Linked DNA regions of Mus musculus: region 2 is linked to region 1. The links are chromatin loops, found by intact Hi-C in ENCODE. Cell type or tissue: left cerebral cortex. All regions are shown on one strand. Each heading gives the region's core, and the rest is flanking DNA. Links, peaks and the distances in the headings are about the cores only. Region 1 holds the start of D10Wsu102e (DNA segment, Chr 10, Wayne State University 102, expressed). Region 2 overlaps Aldh1l2 (aldehyde dehydrogenase 1 family, member L2).

Region 1 (8,334 bases), core at 284-8,283:
GTTACCGCGTTGTTGTGTAGTGACAAAGAACTGTGGTAAATAATCTTAGGCTAATGAATGATACTGAAGAGTACTTCCAATGCAAGAAATGAACAACCAACATTTGTCTACTTCCAAAAAGAAAGAAGAAATATATATTCCAGCCCTTTGATTGTATTTTAATTGGGTTATTTGGGCTGGCCAACAGATTAACAGGTTAAGGTGTCTGCTGCTATAATTTTTTAATCCATAGGACCAAATGAAGTGGGAGAACTGACTCCCTCAAGTTGTCCTGACTTCCTGTCATGTGCCCCTGTGCCAAGGCATGTGCCCCACCACACACACAGACACACACACACACACACACACACTGTGCACACACACACACACACAGAGTTGGGTTTTTAAAAAAAAATTTTTAAGATTTGTTTATTTATTTATTTATGTCAGCACACTGTTGCTCTCTTCAGACACAGCAGAAGAGGGCATCGGATCCCATTACATATGGTTGTGAGCCACCATGTGGTTGCTGGAAATTGAATTCAGGACCTCTGGAAGAGCATCCAGTGCTCCTAACCACTGAGCCATCTCTCCAGCCCCACAGGGTTTGTTTGTTTGTTTTGTTTTTGGAGACACAGATTGACTATGCAGCTCTGGCTGGTTTAGATCTTGCTATGTAGTTCAGGCTGGCCTTAAACTCACAGAGATCCACCAGCCTCCCTGCCTTCTGAATGCTAGGATTCAAGGCACTACTTGAATCAACAACTGCATATTTACTGCTGCTCCTGTTCACACCAGACATGAGGTGGAAGGAACTCAAATGTTCATTATCAGAGAAAACACACTGTTAGCAAGTCCTGGTAGCAAATGCCTGCTTGTAATCTCAGCACTTGGGATTAAGTGTTTGAAGATCGATAGCATGGAGTTCAACTATATAGCCTAGGTTATACAGTGTTCCCCCCAAAACAAATCCCTGCCCCGCCCCCCAAAGAAAGTGTGGTACAAAATTCAAGAGCATATTATTCAACATTAAAATTGAAAGATATCCTTTTCAATAAACCTTGAAGACATTCTTCTCAGTGAAATATGCTAGTTACACAAACAAGAGTTTATGATTCTAGTTACACGGAAAGAGAAATTATTGGGTTTGGGGTGGGAGCTGAGACAACTCACTTCAGAGATGGAAGCTTTAAAAACAAAAGCTTTATTTTCTGAGCACTCAGGGAGGCAGCTAGTATGGGGTCTGAACCTCGTCCTGGAAGGGAGATTGTACTTTTTGTTTTGTTTTGTTTTTGTTTTTCGAGACAGGGTTTCTCTGTGTAGCCCTGAGAGGGGAGCTGGGGGGAGCTGCAGTCTTATCCAATTGTGTTTTGACATTATAAGTTAAACAAGGGAGTACTGGGCCATATCCAGGGCACCTGGTTTCAAGGCCCTTAATTCCATTAGGTGCAGAGCTCAGAGTGATAAGGAAGCAGGGGTGGGGTGGGGTGGGGTGGGGGTGGGGAGGAGTGGGTCAGCTGCATGTAGTTAACTAGTGCATACCAGGCAATTAGTTATATATTTTTAAAACTTACACACCTTGATTTAGATAATAGCAATTCCTCTGCTCTCTACCAGTTAACAGACAATTAGGAAAACATGTAGACTTGGGACAGGTGTTCGTTCCTAGGTCTGGGAACATGAACTTGCTTGACCCTGCCAGCAAGATGGAGAAGTTGTCCCTGAGATGGCTGGACTCAGATAACTGTCTCCTTACACATTGTCCCTGAGGAGATGCGTTCACACAGACAACTGTTTACAACAGAAGCTGTTCTGATATAGGGAAGTCCCCAGCTTCCCTAGAGACTGGGACCGTGAATTAAGTTTCTCCCTATGATTAAATGGGAGTCTGGAAATGAAATGGTAGCACTTGGAATACGTTTCTTTCGCTTGTTCTCAACAAAACCATGAGCATTGGGTCCCAGGGGCAGGAAGAGGGGAGGAATGGGGTTTGTCATTCAGGGGTTTTGTTTCAGCTTTTTAGAAATGAAGGATTTGTTTTTCTGTAGGAGACCAAACTCAGTGCCTCACTCACAGCTCTACCTTTTAACTACCACCTGGAACAACCTTTTAGGATTTTGACATGACAGTGTTCCAAAGGCATGCTGTATATATAGCAACGTAAACAGCATTCTTAACACTTCTGGGTTTTGTGTTTACAGTTAAATAGTAAACTAAGCTGGGGTCTGGTCATCCAGACCTGAAATCCAGGCTATTTAGGACCTAGGTGGACTTTGAGTACCAGGTCAACCGGGGTAACTTGGTGAGGCTTTAACAAACAACAAAGTATGGTAATGGGCGGCTGTAGATTTAAGTACACGGAAATGGAAGCTGGAAAATGGTGATTTTGAAGTCAACCTGGGCCAGCCAGGATGACAAAAAATAAAATATAGAAAATGAAAAGAAACTGGGTGTGGTGGCTCCCACCTCTATGGCATCTGGAAGACTAAAGCAGGATTGCTACAAACTGAAGACCACAGAAACCTCCCCAAACAACAACAAAAATGGAAATAACGACAAAGGCCTCGCACCACCTTCTTCATGCTTGCATTTGCTTAGCTTGACCAAGCCGGGTTGATTCTTTTCTAACAACAATAAAGGAGGAGACTAGGGCTAGACTTGGGCTGGGGTAGACTAGGCGCCTGACACGTGCATCCGCAGCGCTCCGCCCACGCAGTGTGGTGCCTTGTTCCCATCCTCCACCCCGCCTCGGCCCCACCCCCGCTTCCGGTTCCCGTGGGTCTGAACTTCATCTCTAGGCGCGAGCTCTGGCCACGCACCCGTAAGTCACCGCCCACCTCCTAGTTTCGGCCAATTGCTGCCTTGACCCCGCCCCTTCCCCGTGCCTTCCTATATCCGGGCTTCTTTCAGTGGCGCTGGGTTGGAAGCATGGAGTTCCAGGGCGAGCGCGGGACCGGTCCTGGTGTTTCTTCGTCTTCTGTAGCCTGCTCGCAGGTCACGGTGTCCAGGGAGCTGCTGACGGCGGGGAGCGAGGGTTCGGGAGGTGAGCGACGGTGGAGAGCGGGGTGGGTTGGAGGGACACGGAACGCTGCTGGGTCAGGGACACTGCGGGACCCGGGAACGCTACTGGAGACACTGCAGGAGGTTGGGGATGCTACCGGGGACCGGGCACGCTGCGGGGTTCTGGGACACTGAGGCGCCCGAGACGCGGCAGGGCCGGGGAAGCCAAGGAGCTCGAGACGCTGTGGGGAGTCGGGGGTCCGGGTTATTGCGGGGCCGCGGACGCCGAGGAGCCAGAGACCCTGCGATGGCTAGGGATGCCGGGGAGCCTGGAACGCTGCGGGGGTATGGGACACCGAGAGAGTCCGAGACGCTGCGGAGGTCGGAGATACCGCGGAGTCTGGGACGCTAATTGGGAGGGGATGCCACGGAGCCCGAGACGCTGCCGGGGTCTGTCCGGGGTACGACTAGGCCAGCCCGGCGCTGGGCGGTGGTGGTTCTTTTTTTTTTTTTCCTCTACCTGCCAAGCCGGTCCAGGCCAGGTGGTCCTTGTAGAGTTCATTAGGAACCGCCCAGCCTGGCAGCATTTGGAGAGGCAGAGGCAGGCGTATTTTTGAGTTCGAGGCCAGCCTGGTCTACAAAGTGAGTTCCAGGACAGCCAGGGCTACAGAGAAACCCTGTCTCGAATAAACAAAGAACAAAATACAAAAAAAAAAAAAAAAAAAAAAAAAGTGGGCAAAGGCTTGAGTCTTCAGTGTTTGTTGCTTGGACTGGGCAGTTGGTTTGTTTGGAAAGGTGCAACTCGGAATAATTAATTTTTTAAATTGAGCACCTTCTAGGTAGGAGAGCTAGGCAAGTATATTCTACAAAAAAAAAAAAGCCCAGTCTGACTTGCCCAAGTCTACATAACCGTTTCTGGTTCTCTGTATTATGTACCTCTGGTATGTGGAGGGGGCTATTCTCTCTTCCTACTATGTGGGGAGTGAATAGCGCTTCCAATTTGGGAGGCAAGCACTGTGTCCATAAAACCCTCTTTTTGGGCCCTATTTCTGACTTCTGACTTACCTTTTGTGTGTGTGTGTGTGTGTGTGTGTGTGTGTTTCAAGACAGTGATTCTCTGTGTTGCCCTGATTGTTCTGAAACTTACTCTGTAGATCAGGCAAGCCTCGAACTCTTGCCTGTGCCTCTTAAGTGTTGGGATTAAAGCATATCTGAATTTCTTAACTAAAATCAAAGACTCATTGCAGGTCTACATTTTGCTAACTGTGCTGTTTAAAGTTGTGCGTTGTGCATCCCTGTTGCCTTAAGAGGTCACAAAGTGTCGAATGCTCTGGTACTGGAATTATAGTCCAGTTGAGCCCCCATGTGGGTGCTAGGAATCAAACAAGAGCAGCTAGTGCTTGAGACATAGCCTTGGCTGGCCTGGAGCACAGAGATCCACTTGCCTGTCTTTTGAGTGTGCCCTGCCATGCCTAGTCCCCCTCCCTGTTTGTCAATGTGTATTTATTAGATCAGTACTAGAGGTTGGGGAGATAGACGTACAGACAGGAGTGTTGGCTCCTCCTCTGTCAGAGTTAGGGGTGGTTCAGACTTCAGGCTGTGCTGATGGGCCCGGCTCTCACAGTTCTTTGGTGTAGAGGCTCATCTCATTTCTGAGTTGCACTTGTTGCTCAGGGCTGTTTTATGCCATGAATTGTTTTGTGTGTGTGGTTTCAGGTATCTGGGACCAGTTGCTCATCAGCTCTAAGCCTCATCCCAGAAAGACCTCTACACTTCAAACAGTTCGGATGCAGAGGAGCCCTTGTAAGTACCTAGTTTCTACTCTAGAGGGCACTCCCCCAATTGAGGCTAGTTAATCCATTATTTGATGGGGACAGTCTGTCTTCATGGCACATATCAAACCGTAGAATCAAATATATTGTGTAAATGACTGAGGAATAGAATTTCTCATGTTAATTCCCTGGTTGCAGGCTTTTTGTTTTTTTTTTTTTTTTTTTTTTTTTGTTTTCAGAATAAAAGGTGTTTTTGAAACCCCAAAAGGCCCAGCTAGCTATGGTCTAGTTAGCTTTGTTTTCCTTGAGACGGGGTCTCATGTCGTCCAGGCCTCATGCTTCCCTGTGTAGCTGAGAATGTCCCTGAACCCCAGATTCTCCTGCCTCACCCCACTCTAGGATTACTGCTACATGCTGCTGGGCCATTTTTTTTTCCTCCCCTCCCACGACAGTCTCACTTTTTATCCCTGGCTGGCCTGGAACTCGGTGTAGACCATGCCAGCCTCAAATTCAGATTCACCTACCTCTGCCTCCACCTCCCGAGTAGTGGAGTTAAAGGTGTTTGCCACCACACCTGGCAGGTATTTATTCTAGGTAATTGCTCAGAATAAGGGTGCTTGTTGAGCCAACGTGAGGACCAGAGGAACCCTCTTAAGCTGTGTGGCTTCATGAGACCATAACCCTTCTACTGTGGGAAGCAGAGATAGTCATTAAAGGACTCTCAAACTGACCTCTGAAACGTCACAAGCCAGACCTCTTATCGTCTGCACTGCTCTCAACATTCTTATCTCCCAGGCTCCTACAGAAGAGCTCACTGAGCTCTGAACACTTAGTGCTTTTAACAGCTCAAAGTTCTACAATCCTAAACACACACAGTCAGGTCTCTGCCACAGCAATACCCCACTGTTAGACCAATTTCTGTCCTGGTTAGGGTTTGTTTCGATGTGATGGGACCACAAGAGGTAACTTGGGGAGGAAAGGGTTTGACTTACACTTCCAAATCACTGTATATTACTTGAAAGAAGCCAGAACAGGAACTCACACAGGACAGGAACCTGGAGGCAGGAGCTGATACAAAGACCATGGAGAGGTGCTGCTTACTGGCTTGCTTCCCATGGCTTGCTCAGCCTGCTTGCTTATAGAATGCAGGACCACCAACCCAGGGGTGGCATCACCTGCAATAGGCTGGGCCTTCCCCCATCAGTCAGTGATTAGTTAAATGTCCTACAGCTGGGTCTTGCAGAGGTATTTCCGTAGTTGTTGTTCTCAGACTCTAGCTGGTGTCAAGTTGACAAAACTAGTCAGCATGGTGGTGAGATTGAATGTGTTCGTTAGAACTCTTGAGTTGCAAAAGAGTGGAAGCTGAGATTGCTTTAAGAGAAGCCAGAGATAGAAAGTAAAGGTTTATCTGGATCCCCATGCCCATTGTCGTCCTATGCTGCTGGTCTCTGCGTTAGACTAACCCAAAGACGCTGCTGTGCAGCTGTGCCTAGTCGGCTGGTTAATGAGAAATGCATCCAGTTAACTTGGTGCTATTCTCCTCAGCCAAGTTGACTGCTCACTGGCTTGGCTAGAACACCCTGTCAGATTACAGCACAGGGCAGACTGCGCTAGGCAGGACTGCAGAAACCTAGGCCCGTTCAGGATGAGGAACATGAGTGACCCAAGTTTCAAAGGAAGGGCAGGCATGGTCCTATGCAGGACTGGGAAGCCAGCCCAAGTTATGAACGTAGAGAATTCGCAAACCTGTTCCTGTTTGTCTTTTTGCTTTTTGTTGTTTGGCTTTTTCTTTTTAAAAAGAAGGGTGGTGTTGCCATTTTCAGATGAAAGGTGGGCAGTTGAGCAGGTGACAGACGTTCTAGGTGACTGACATAGTAAAAAATGCAAATAGATCTCATTAATGACTTTGACAGCCTCACTGTAAAGAGCAGGTTCACTTAACCATTAGCTCATTCTGTCTGGTTTCTCCCCAGTCATCTTGTGGAATGCCAGCCTTCTAGAACTTTATACTTTGGGGATGGCAGAGTAACAGAACATTTGAGTTAATTGGTGAATCGTGTGGTTGTATTGCTCTGCGAGTTCAGAGGGCCTAGGAATGTAACTGATTGGTGGAGCCCTGGGCCTAGCACCCACCCTCCAGTGCAGCCCAAGGCGGCTCAGAAGTGGAGGGATGTAGAGTTGATGGGTTTGTTGCTAACTCTGCTCTGAAATGCTGTGCTGGGAGGGCTTGGTTAGAACTTACTAATACGCTTTGCTTGGCTGTGTTCGCTCTCCAGTGCTAGACCAGGTTCAGGCCTTCCTCCCACAAATGGCCCAGGCAAATGAGAAGCTGAGGAGGGAAATGGCAGCTGCTCCAGCTGGTCACTTCAATATTGAAAACATCGACGAGACGTCTGGAAACATCATACAGATGGTAACTCAGTCTTGTTTCTGTTTCATACAATGGAATTAATATACTTGTCACCAAATGGTATTTTAAAATGTCGTTCTAGAGTAAAATTAGCAAATATTTTCACACAGGCAAGATGGTAAAACATACTTGACTTCCACAGGGCCATACTCCCTCTGTTTGCCTGTTTGACATGCTGTTCAGTGCAGAATGTAGCCGTTTACTTAATAAGCAGGCTTTGTAAACTTATGGCTACTAAAAATTGAGTTACATACAATTTCTTATGTGTGCATGGTTTTTAAGGGAAGGGCTATTCATGTTGACTCATAGTTCCAGGTGAACAATTTTTCATGGTGGGAAATTCTGCCCAGGGCTGTGGTGTCAGAAGCTTGTGGTATGCATGCTACAATTACATCTTTCCCCTTCAGCTACTCTCTGAAAGTGCAGACACCATTCCTACTTCAGTGTCTGAACGAAAGTGGGTGGCAGGCAGGATTTTGCCTGCCAGTGCTGGTTTTTGCTCAGAAATGTAAATTTCTTTAAGGCAAGAGTTGTGATGTTTTTTTTTTGGGGGTGGTGGGGGAGCCTCAGGTTGACCTCAGGTTGTCTTCCCACTGCTGTTACAGACTGGGATTGTGGCCATGTTACTGTGGCCACCTGCTTGTCAAGTCTTAAGTGTCCAATGGGGTGCCTGACTGTAGTCTGGCAGTTCTCAACCTGTGGGTCTCGACTTGCCAGGACCCAGAGAATAGAGATTTTACACTATGGTTGATAGCAGTAGTAGCAAAATTGCAGTTAGGAATAGCAGTGAGAATAATTTATGGTTGGGGGGCATCACCACAACATAAGAACTGTATTAAAGGGTTGTATAGTTAGGAAGGTTGAGAGCCACTACTCTAGTCCACTTTATTGAATGGGTGCTGTTGGATGGATAGTAGGCAGCAAGAACTTTTTTAAAGACATGTTTTACTTAAAGCACTCAGTGACATTGCTCTTAGGATGGATTTGGTGCCCATAAGAACCAGCAGAGAATGTTAGATTTTCTGAGGCTGGAGTTAGTGGGTACTGGGAACTGAACTGGGGTCCTCTGGAAAAGCAGTGAGTATCTTTACCTGCTTGTTGCACCCTCTCTGTAGCCATCCATGTTGCTTTATTAGAACATGTTACAGAACTGCCCTGAAGGACATTTCTCAT
Region 2 (8,334 bases), core at 316-8,315, 170 kb after region 1:
ATGCTTTGGGCTGTCAATGACATCCATGGGGATGAACTGTGTGCAGAAGGGGAGCACGTTGAGCTCGGCTCCCACCGACTGGTAAGCTTCTGCTACCTCCTTGATGGTTTTACCCTTGAGTCTCCATCGAGGGAACTTGAACACGGGAGTCCCATCTTTCTCTGCAGCCAAAGCTGAGCACACACACAAAAAAGAGATTGTCCCTTTTATAAAAACCATGGTCTCATATTAACACATGGTAACATTGCAATTTCACACAACTTTTACAGGCTAAATACATGGGGAACAACTGGGATTATGACTAGAATTTGATGTTGTTAGTATTGTATCAGGTTTGTCCCTAGAGGGACACTCATATATTGAATGCATAATATATTTGAGTTCAAAAAACTGGTAAGTGGATAATATTTTCAGATTTTGATGAAAGGGTCTTTTCTCTCTTTCTTTCTTTCTTTTTCTTTCTTTCTTTCTTTTTTTTTTAGGAACTCACACAATATGAACTCACTGATAAGTGGATATTAGCCCAGAAACTTAGGATACCCAAGATATAAGATACAATTTGCTAAACGCATGAAACTCAAGAAGAACGAAGACCAAAGTGTGGACACTTTGTCCCTTCTTAGAATTGGGAACAAAACACCCATGGAAGGAGTTACAGAGACAAAGTTTGGAGCTGTGACGAAAGGATGGACCATCTAGAGACTGTCATATCCGGGGATCCATCCTATAATCAGCTTCCAAACGCTGACACCATTGCATACACTAGCAAGATTTTTGCTGAAAGGACCCAGATAGAGCTGTCTCTTGTGAGACTATGCCGGGGTCTAGCAAACACAGAAGTGGATGCTCACAGTCAGCTATTGGATGGATCACAGGGCCCCCAATGGAGGAGCTAGAGAAAGTACCCAAGGAGCTAAAGGGATCTGCAATCCTATAGGTGGAACAACAATATGAACTAACCAGTACCCCCCTAGAGCCCGTGTCTCTAGCTGCATATGAATCAGAAAATGGCCTAGTCGGCCATCAGTGGAAAGAGAGGCCCATTGGTCGTGCAAACTTTATATGCCTCAGTACAGGGGAAGGACAGGGCCAAGAAGTGGGAATGGGTGGGTGGGGGAGCATGTGGGGGACTTTTGGGATAGCATTGGAAATGTAAATGAAATAAATACCCAATTAAAAAAAGAAAAAAAAGGGTCTTTTCTTATTTGTTTGTTTGTTTTTTCAAGACAGGGTTTCTCTGTATAGCCCTGGCTGTCCTGGAACTCACTTTGTAAACTAGGCTGGCCTTGAACTCAGAAATCTGCCTGCCTCTGCCTCCCGAGTGCTGGGATTAAAGGCATGCACCACCAGCACCCAGCCAGAAAGGGTCTTTTCTTAAAAGAACTTTCATTACACTTTTATTCATTCATTGTGTGCATGAGTGTGTATGTGTGTGCATAATGTGCATGTGTGTCTGCATATATGTGTATGTGTGTGTACATGTGTCTGATGTGTGTGCATGTGTGTGCATGTGTGTTACAATGTGTTCATGTGCATTGTGTCTGCATATGTGTGTGCATGTGTGTGTACATGTGTCTGATGTGTGTGCATGTGTGTTACAATGTGTTCATGTGCATGTGTGTCTGCATATGTGTGTGCATGTGTGTACATGTGTCTGATGTATGTGCATGTGTGTTACAATGTGTTCATGTGCATGTGTGTCTGCATATGTGTGTGCATGTGTATACATGTGTCTGATGTGTGTGCATGTGTGTTACAATGTGTTCATGTGCATTGTGTCTGCATATGTGTGTGCATGTGTGTGTACATGTGTCTGATGTGTGTGCATGTGTGTTACAATGTGTTCATGTGCATGTGTGTCTGCATATGTGTGTGCATGTGTATGTACATGTGTCTGATGTGTGTGTGTGTGTGCATGTGTTACAATGTGTTCATGTGCATGTGTGTCTGTGCATATGTGTGTTCATGTGCATGTATGTGTGTGTGTGTTTGTGTGTGACAGCATATATATCTACCATAGGCTATTTCCAGGAGCTAAGGCTGGAGGGTTTGCTTCTGTTCTTTCATTTCCTTCCTTCTGCAGTTATCACAGTCCTAAAGGATGAGGTGGGGTCTCTGAGACAAAACTGAGCCCCGAAGCCTTGTTAAGTCCCAAAGGTATCTGAATGGAGGCTAGTCCTTGATCAAGCCATTTATAAGAGTCTGAGCCACCAGCACAATAATGCACAAAACATGCATGTTCATAAAATGTTCAAGAAATGTAGTTCATGTCAGTTGAGTGGTTGAGTTGGCAGGTGAGTGGAGGTAAAAGTCTGATAATGGGGGATGGGGAGATGGCTCTGAGGGTAAAAGTACTTGCCATGTAAACACAAGGACTTGAGTTCAAATCTCCAGCAGTCACATTTTTAAAAGATGGACTCAGGGCTGGAGAGGTGGCTCAGAGTAGTGTGGTTCCCAGAACTTGTGTTGAGTGCCTGGTGACCACGTTCACAGATATAGAGATAATTAAAGTAAAATGAATATTTTTTTGAGATAGGATCTCACAGTATAGCTCCTTGTATCCTAGAACTTACTCTGTAGACCATACTGGCCTTGAACTTACAAAGATCTGCCTGCCTTTGCCTCCCAAGTCTTGAAGCATGACATTATAAATAAATCTTTTTTTAAAACTGGACATGGTTGCATGCACTGTGGGGACAGACAGGAGGACCACATGGACTATGGCCTCCAACCTAGAGAGAGACCCTATCTCATGGGAATAAGGTGGAATGTGACAGAGCAGGACACCTGACATCCTTTCTGACCTCTACACTATAGGTACACACACACACACACATCACTTGTGTGATAATGAAAGGAATCTGAGGTTGCTTGGGAAGAAAATGGGGTAGAGAAGATGTTTTTACTATTTAAAAAAAAGAGAGAGCTCTGCAGAGGTAGAAACTTGGGATGGTAGCTTATTGGTCTCATTGTTGTGGGTTTTGACTGCCCAGATCTAGTTTTGACTTGCTCAGAGGACTCTCCTGATGAGAGCTTTTGGCTGCTGTCATTTTTACTTGCTTATAAGCCTGACGTAAGGCATAGCATTTTACATACGACCCCCTCCCCGCCATGAACTCTCACCTCCCCCTATGAGGCAGGGGCCACTGACTTGGAGGTTAGTAAGCTAAGTGACTTACAGAGGGTCATGGGTGGAAACGGGGCAGACTCCACATCCATCGCCTGATCTTAGAGCATATGTTGCTAAGCGTGCTGCACAGTCTCAAGGCCATATTGTGTACAAGTTGTGTTGGGTTTTTCTTCCTTTTCTGTTTTACATCATGAATTCAAGTGGTCATGGCCAATGGAAAGAGGTCCTGACCCTGGACCCAGGTACCAAGGAAACACCCTCTTCCCAGATCTATTTTGAATTGAGTCTGATAATCATATTTGTAATTCCAAAAATCCATGTACATAGTAGGACTGCTAGTTGTCTGCACACATCCTCCAGGTGTGGGATCTATTAGTGGGGTGGTCAGCTTTAGTTGTCAACTTGACACAACCTGGAATCATCTTGGAAGGAAACCTCACTAAGAAGCTTTTGATCAGGCTGGTCTGTGGGCTGGTCTGTGGGGGATTATCCTGATCACCCTAGTTCAAGTGGGAAGACCGTTCCGAGATGGACAGTACCATTTCCTAGGCAGGGGATCTTGAACTGTTTGAAAGTGAAATAAAGCTAGCCGAGCACTGGCGAGCATGCATGGCTTCATTACTCTCTGCTCTTGATCAAATGGATGTGACCTGACCAGGCACCTCAACATTCTCACAGGGATGGACTGTAACCTGAAATTACAAGCCAAGGAGATCCCTCATCCCTTAGTTGCTTTTGCTGGGACACTGTTGAAAATTACTGTCACAGCAACAGGAAACAAAACTAAGACACTTTGTGCACTTAAATAGATAGCTACCTCAAAGACAATCTCAGGCTTCCTGGTGAATGACTCGGCCTATACCTAATATCTGGCTGGTTGGATATGAATGGCAGTGACTTGTGCCACTTCTGGGCTATGCCCATGGTAAAGTGCTCATTCTGTGCTCCCTTTCTCTCTCGTCTTTGTGTAGTGTGCATGTTTGTCTGAGTATATGCACATGCCCATGTGGTCACCTGTGTGTAGAGAGATCACAAGTCAATGTCAGGAGTCCCTTAATTCTTCTACATCCTATTTTTTGAGACAAGTTCTTTTACTGAACCAGGTGCTTGCCAGTTATCTAGATTATCTGGCCAACAAATCTCATCTCCATCTCCGCCCCACAATGTTAACATAAGAAACAAAGCCAGGGCATCTGCTTTTATACGAATGCTGGAGCTATGAACTAGGTCCTCAAGCTCAGGTGGCAAGCCCTCCCTGTTTGCTGGCAGGAACATAGACTTGGTTGGACCATGAAAGCCTTGTCTTGATATGGCACAACTACAACAGAGATCACATGCTATACAACAAACCCAGCTCTGATCACCAACCAGCCTTGAGAGTGTTGGACCCCGTGTCCCCAGATGCACTCACCCAGTGGATCGGCCTTTCCATCCTTGTCTGGCACTGTGAACACTCCCACTACTCGGTGGCCCTCTTTCAGGAGCTGGCTATAGACTTCCTGTCCGAACAGGCTCTGGCCAATAAGTGCCAACTTCAGCTTGTTTTTGAAATAAACCTGTGAAAGAGTATAGTGACAACAATTGCTGTGGACAGAAAACAGTCACATGAGATGTTGAGGAATGAGTCACATAAGATGATTTGAGGACTACAAGACCCCTTTGCAGTCCAGCTGTACTACGTGGGGGTGATAATGTTCTCCCCAAACTAGATTCTCTAACAACAACCACAGTTTTAGGCACGAGAAAGAGTCAACTTCTAGAAAAACCAAACTGGATTTGACCAGAAGGCCTCTTCCCTAAGGACTAACTTTCATAGTACTAGAAGGTCCTAGGCAAGCAAGGGAGACAAGCAATCAATAGTCCTGCCTACCTGTAACAATTATGAACCTCAATGATGCTTAGGACATGATATTCCTAAAGGGGCAGTAGTGGCAGTTATGTCTTGGTGGTAACCAACAGCTTTATAGTTGGACTTAAGGACTTAAGACCCTCTACATAAGAGGGAATTTATGCCTGATAGTGTAAACCTATTCAACTCCCCATGACTAGTGCGGTCATAAATCTTGGAGGAGAGTACCCCACTGCCACTTTATTAAACTTGTATGATTCCCTGCTGCATTCTAAATACTCATCCTTATTCTACAGATAAGTGTAGCTCTCATCTCTTAGCAAAGAAGATAGTTTTTGGAGGTAGATGGAGATAATTACAGAAAGCCACATGATTGTTTAAAATACAGAGAACAACTGATCCTGTATGCCCAGCCCCAACTGGTCCATCTACATACAACTCCTGCATGTAACTGATAAATCTACATACAGCTCTTGCATGAAACTGATAAATCTACATACAACTCTTGCACCCAAGGTTACATGACAGTTATCAAATTCTAAGTGACAAGTCCCAAACACATACATACAGGCAATGCTAACTGGACTCAGCAGGTTTCTCATATATATATATATATGCTAGTTGTCTGCACACATCCTCCAGGTGTGGGATATATATATATAGATAGATAGATAGAGAGAGAGAGAGAGAGAGAGAGAGAGAGAGAGAGAGAGAACAAAGTAGATTGTGTGTCCAAGGCACAAGTCTGGAGTTGACCTGTCTGGCCACTACACACACACACACACACACACACACACACACACACACCAAGAAAAATATAAAAATGTTCTATAAATATTATCTCTGTATCCTATAATTAGGGCTGAAATAGAATCTTCCTGTTGGCCACCTTACAAAAATTTCAACTTCACCTTATACAATTATTAATGCCAGATATTTTAAGATATAGAAAACACTGCTTTCAAAACACTCAGAGGGGCTAAGCTGTATGTAGCTCTTTGGGGAATATTTGTTCCCCATGTGCAAGACCTTTGGTATGACAACCAGCATTACCAAAATGTGGGTGTTGGTGGAAAACCTGAAAGCACACAAGAGACCTCTTCCTTTAATGCAATGTGCTTGCTACATTCTATGTGACTGTCATCTGACTCGTTGGAGTTCAGTTCCAGCTTGGCTGATTTGAAAGGGTGTTTAAAGCAACCATGTTGTCACTGAAAAGATTATATTCATTAAACATTCTCTGAGCTTAACTGGTGACGTCTCGCCCCTCCCCTAACACCACACACACCCCCCTCAGGTGCTATGAGTTGAACCTGAAGTTTGAGCTCTACTACAGAGCTACACCCCCAGCCCAAGGTGAGTCTTTAACATTGGGAAATAGTCAAGGCTTCAGGACTCGAAGTGTGTTTGTGAATTTATAAGATTCCAGAAAACTGGACTTAAGATATTTCTTGTTTTCATTTCTCTAAGCACGGTCTGAGACGGTACTCAGAATCTGCCATTTCAAATGTGGGTTCTGGCTTCTCATGGCAGATCTAGTGAGTCAGAATCAGAGTTCCAGGGAGCCTCATCTTAAGAAACATCCTAGGGATCTGTGAGCATACTCACATTTGCCAGATGAACCAGACCACAAGAAATAGACTGCCCTGGGAAGCTTAGGGCAGAAAGAAGATGTAGAAATAACTAGAAACATTTGACTAGAATGTGGGCCCATGTCACATATTTCACACATATGACTTGACTATACAGACTCTCAGAAACAGGCATTCATAACTCATCTTTACAGATTAAGATATTACAGCAAAGATGTGTGGTGACATAGCATGAAATCCAGTAGTCACCAGGAAACAGGATGGGATTTCCTAGTTTGCTTTCCTATTGCTGTGATAAGCACCATGACCAAAAGCAACTGGAGAGCAAAGGGGCTTATTTGGATCATAGGTCCAGGTCACAGTCTACCAATGTGGGAAGTTAAAGCAGAAACCATGGAGGAAAGCTGCTTACTGGCTCCCTCCCTCTTGCTTTCTTATTCAACCTAAGTGTCTAGGGATGATAGTGGGCTGGGCCCTTCCACATCAATTACCAGTCAGGAAGATCTCTTACAGACGTACTCACACCTCTTCATTTTGTCTCTCTCCACTGTTCTCTGTGCACATTTCTCTTTAGGACCCTCTACACTACAAGATGCATAGAAAAAAATGGCCCCTGTCTGGGAATTCATCATCCAGGAGGGAAGACACTCAAGTAGATGTATCAGTGACTTAGTGCTAAGATAGGTAGGCACAATCAGGTTCTGAAAGGGGAAGATATTACCGGGAGTTCTTCATAGTAGGTAAGAGATAGGATATTTTTACATATGTGCCCATACGTGTTTTTGCATGTGTGCACATATAAGTGCAGGTGCATATGTGTGTATGTTCATGGAGGCCAGGTGTCACTGCCTGGTGTCCTCCTCTATGACCCTCCATGTTATTATTTGAGACAAGGTCTTTCACCAGACCTGGAGCTGACTGATTCAGCTGTGCTGGTAACCAGTTGACTCCAGGAATCCTCCTGTCTCTGCTTCCCCAGCTCTTAGGCTTCAGGTGCACACTACCACGCCCAACTTTTTCCACAAGTGCAGGGATCTGAACTCAGGACCTGATGCTTCTTTAGCAAGCACTTTAGCCTGCTGAGCCATCTCCTTCTCCCCAAGGGAATTCTCAAGGGAACTGCAGGCATCTCATTCAGGGAGCTGGCCAAGAAAGTGGGGGAGGATTATGGGAGAACCCTGGGAAGTTCCAGACAGAAGAAAATTAATAAATAGCACAGTACCCAGAATGGGGAGTCATGGGATGCTGACACGCATCAATGGAGTCAGGAACTTTGAATGTATTTGAAGCGTGCAAAAGCTCACATCCAGTGTTTCAAGCTCTTGCCTGAATAGGAGCCATGTGTCATGCTTCACAGAGAGATGAAGCTATGCAAGATTTGCAGATGGCATCATCAGTGACAAGCTTGTGGAGCTCGGTTTCCTGATTGCATCATTCCATGAAGAAGGGATTTGTGTCGATTGTCCTACTGATTTTTTTCCCTCAGTACTGGGCGGCCAAAGCTGAGTCACTGTGGGTGCCAGGCTAGAGGTCTTACATAGCCTAGCCTAGCCCTCGTTGCTTTTAAAAATGCTTTTCAAGCTGGTAATGATGGAACTAACCTTTAATCCCAGCACTCCAGAAGCCAAGGCAGGTGGATCTCTGTGAGTTCAAGGCCAGCCTGGTCTACAAAGCAAGTTCTAGGACAGCCAGGGAAACCCTGTCTTTTCTGTGGTTTATACCATGAGTGTTTGGTGGCCTCAGAGGCCAGAAAGTGGTGTTGG

What was found. A loop is a pair of places that touch in the nucleus more often than their neighbours do. Peaks named below come from ENCODE experiments on the same cell type or tissue, not always from the same donor. Only the 100,000 strongest peaks of a DNase experiment are listed, where the experiment ranks them.
Region 2: a loop joins it to region 1, with 4 times the contacts of the local background. A loop is called at or near these places in 3 of 42 quality-filtered maps.

Annotation. Positions count from the first base shown.
Region 1 is chr10:83,357,352-83,365,685 of GRCm38, forward strand. It overlaps D10Wsu102e (DNA segment, Chr 10, Wayne State University 102, expressed), which reads left to right and starts at 2,870. Exons shown (of 4, transcript NM_026579.3): 1 at 2,870-3,022; 2 at 4,696-4,782; 3 at 7,028-7,164. The coding sequence starts at 2,908. In left cerebral cortex, for the core only: a CTCF peak has its summit at 4,798 (motif pointing right); DNase peaks (open chromatin) are centred at 2,814, 4,308 and 4,781; H3K4me3 peaks cover 1,365 bases; H3K27ac peaks cover 1,169 bases.
Region 2 is chr10:83,522,764-83,531,097 of GRCm38, forward strand. Aldh1l2 (aldehyde dehydrogenase 1 family, member L2) reads right to left here. Exons shown (of 23, transcript NM_153543.2): 2 at 4,542-4,686; 3 at 1-173. Gm51778 (a long non-coding RNA gene) reads left to right here. Exons shown (of 4, transcript XR_003948928.1): 4 at 483-1,191. Among named protein-coding and RNA genes, the nearest start is that of Aldh1l2, 7.2 kb to the right of the region's middle. In left cerebral cortex, for the core only: no CTCF peak of the experiment used is centred there; no DNase peak of the experiment used is centred there.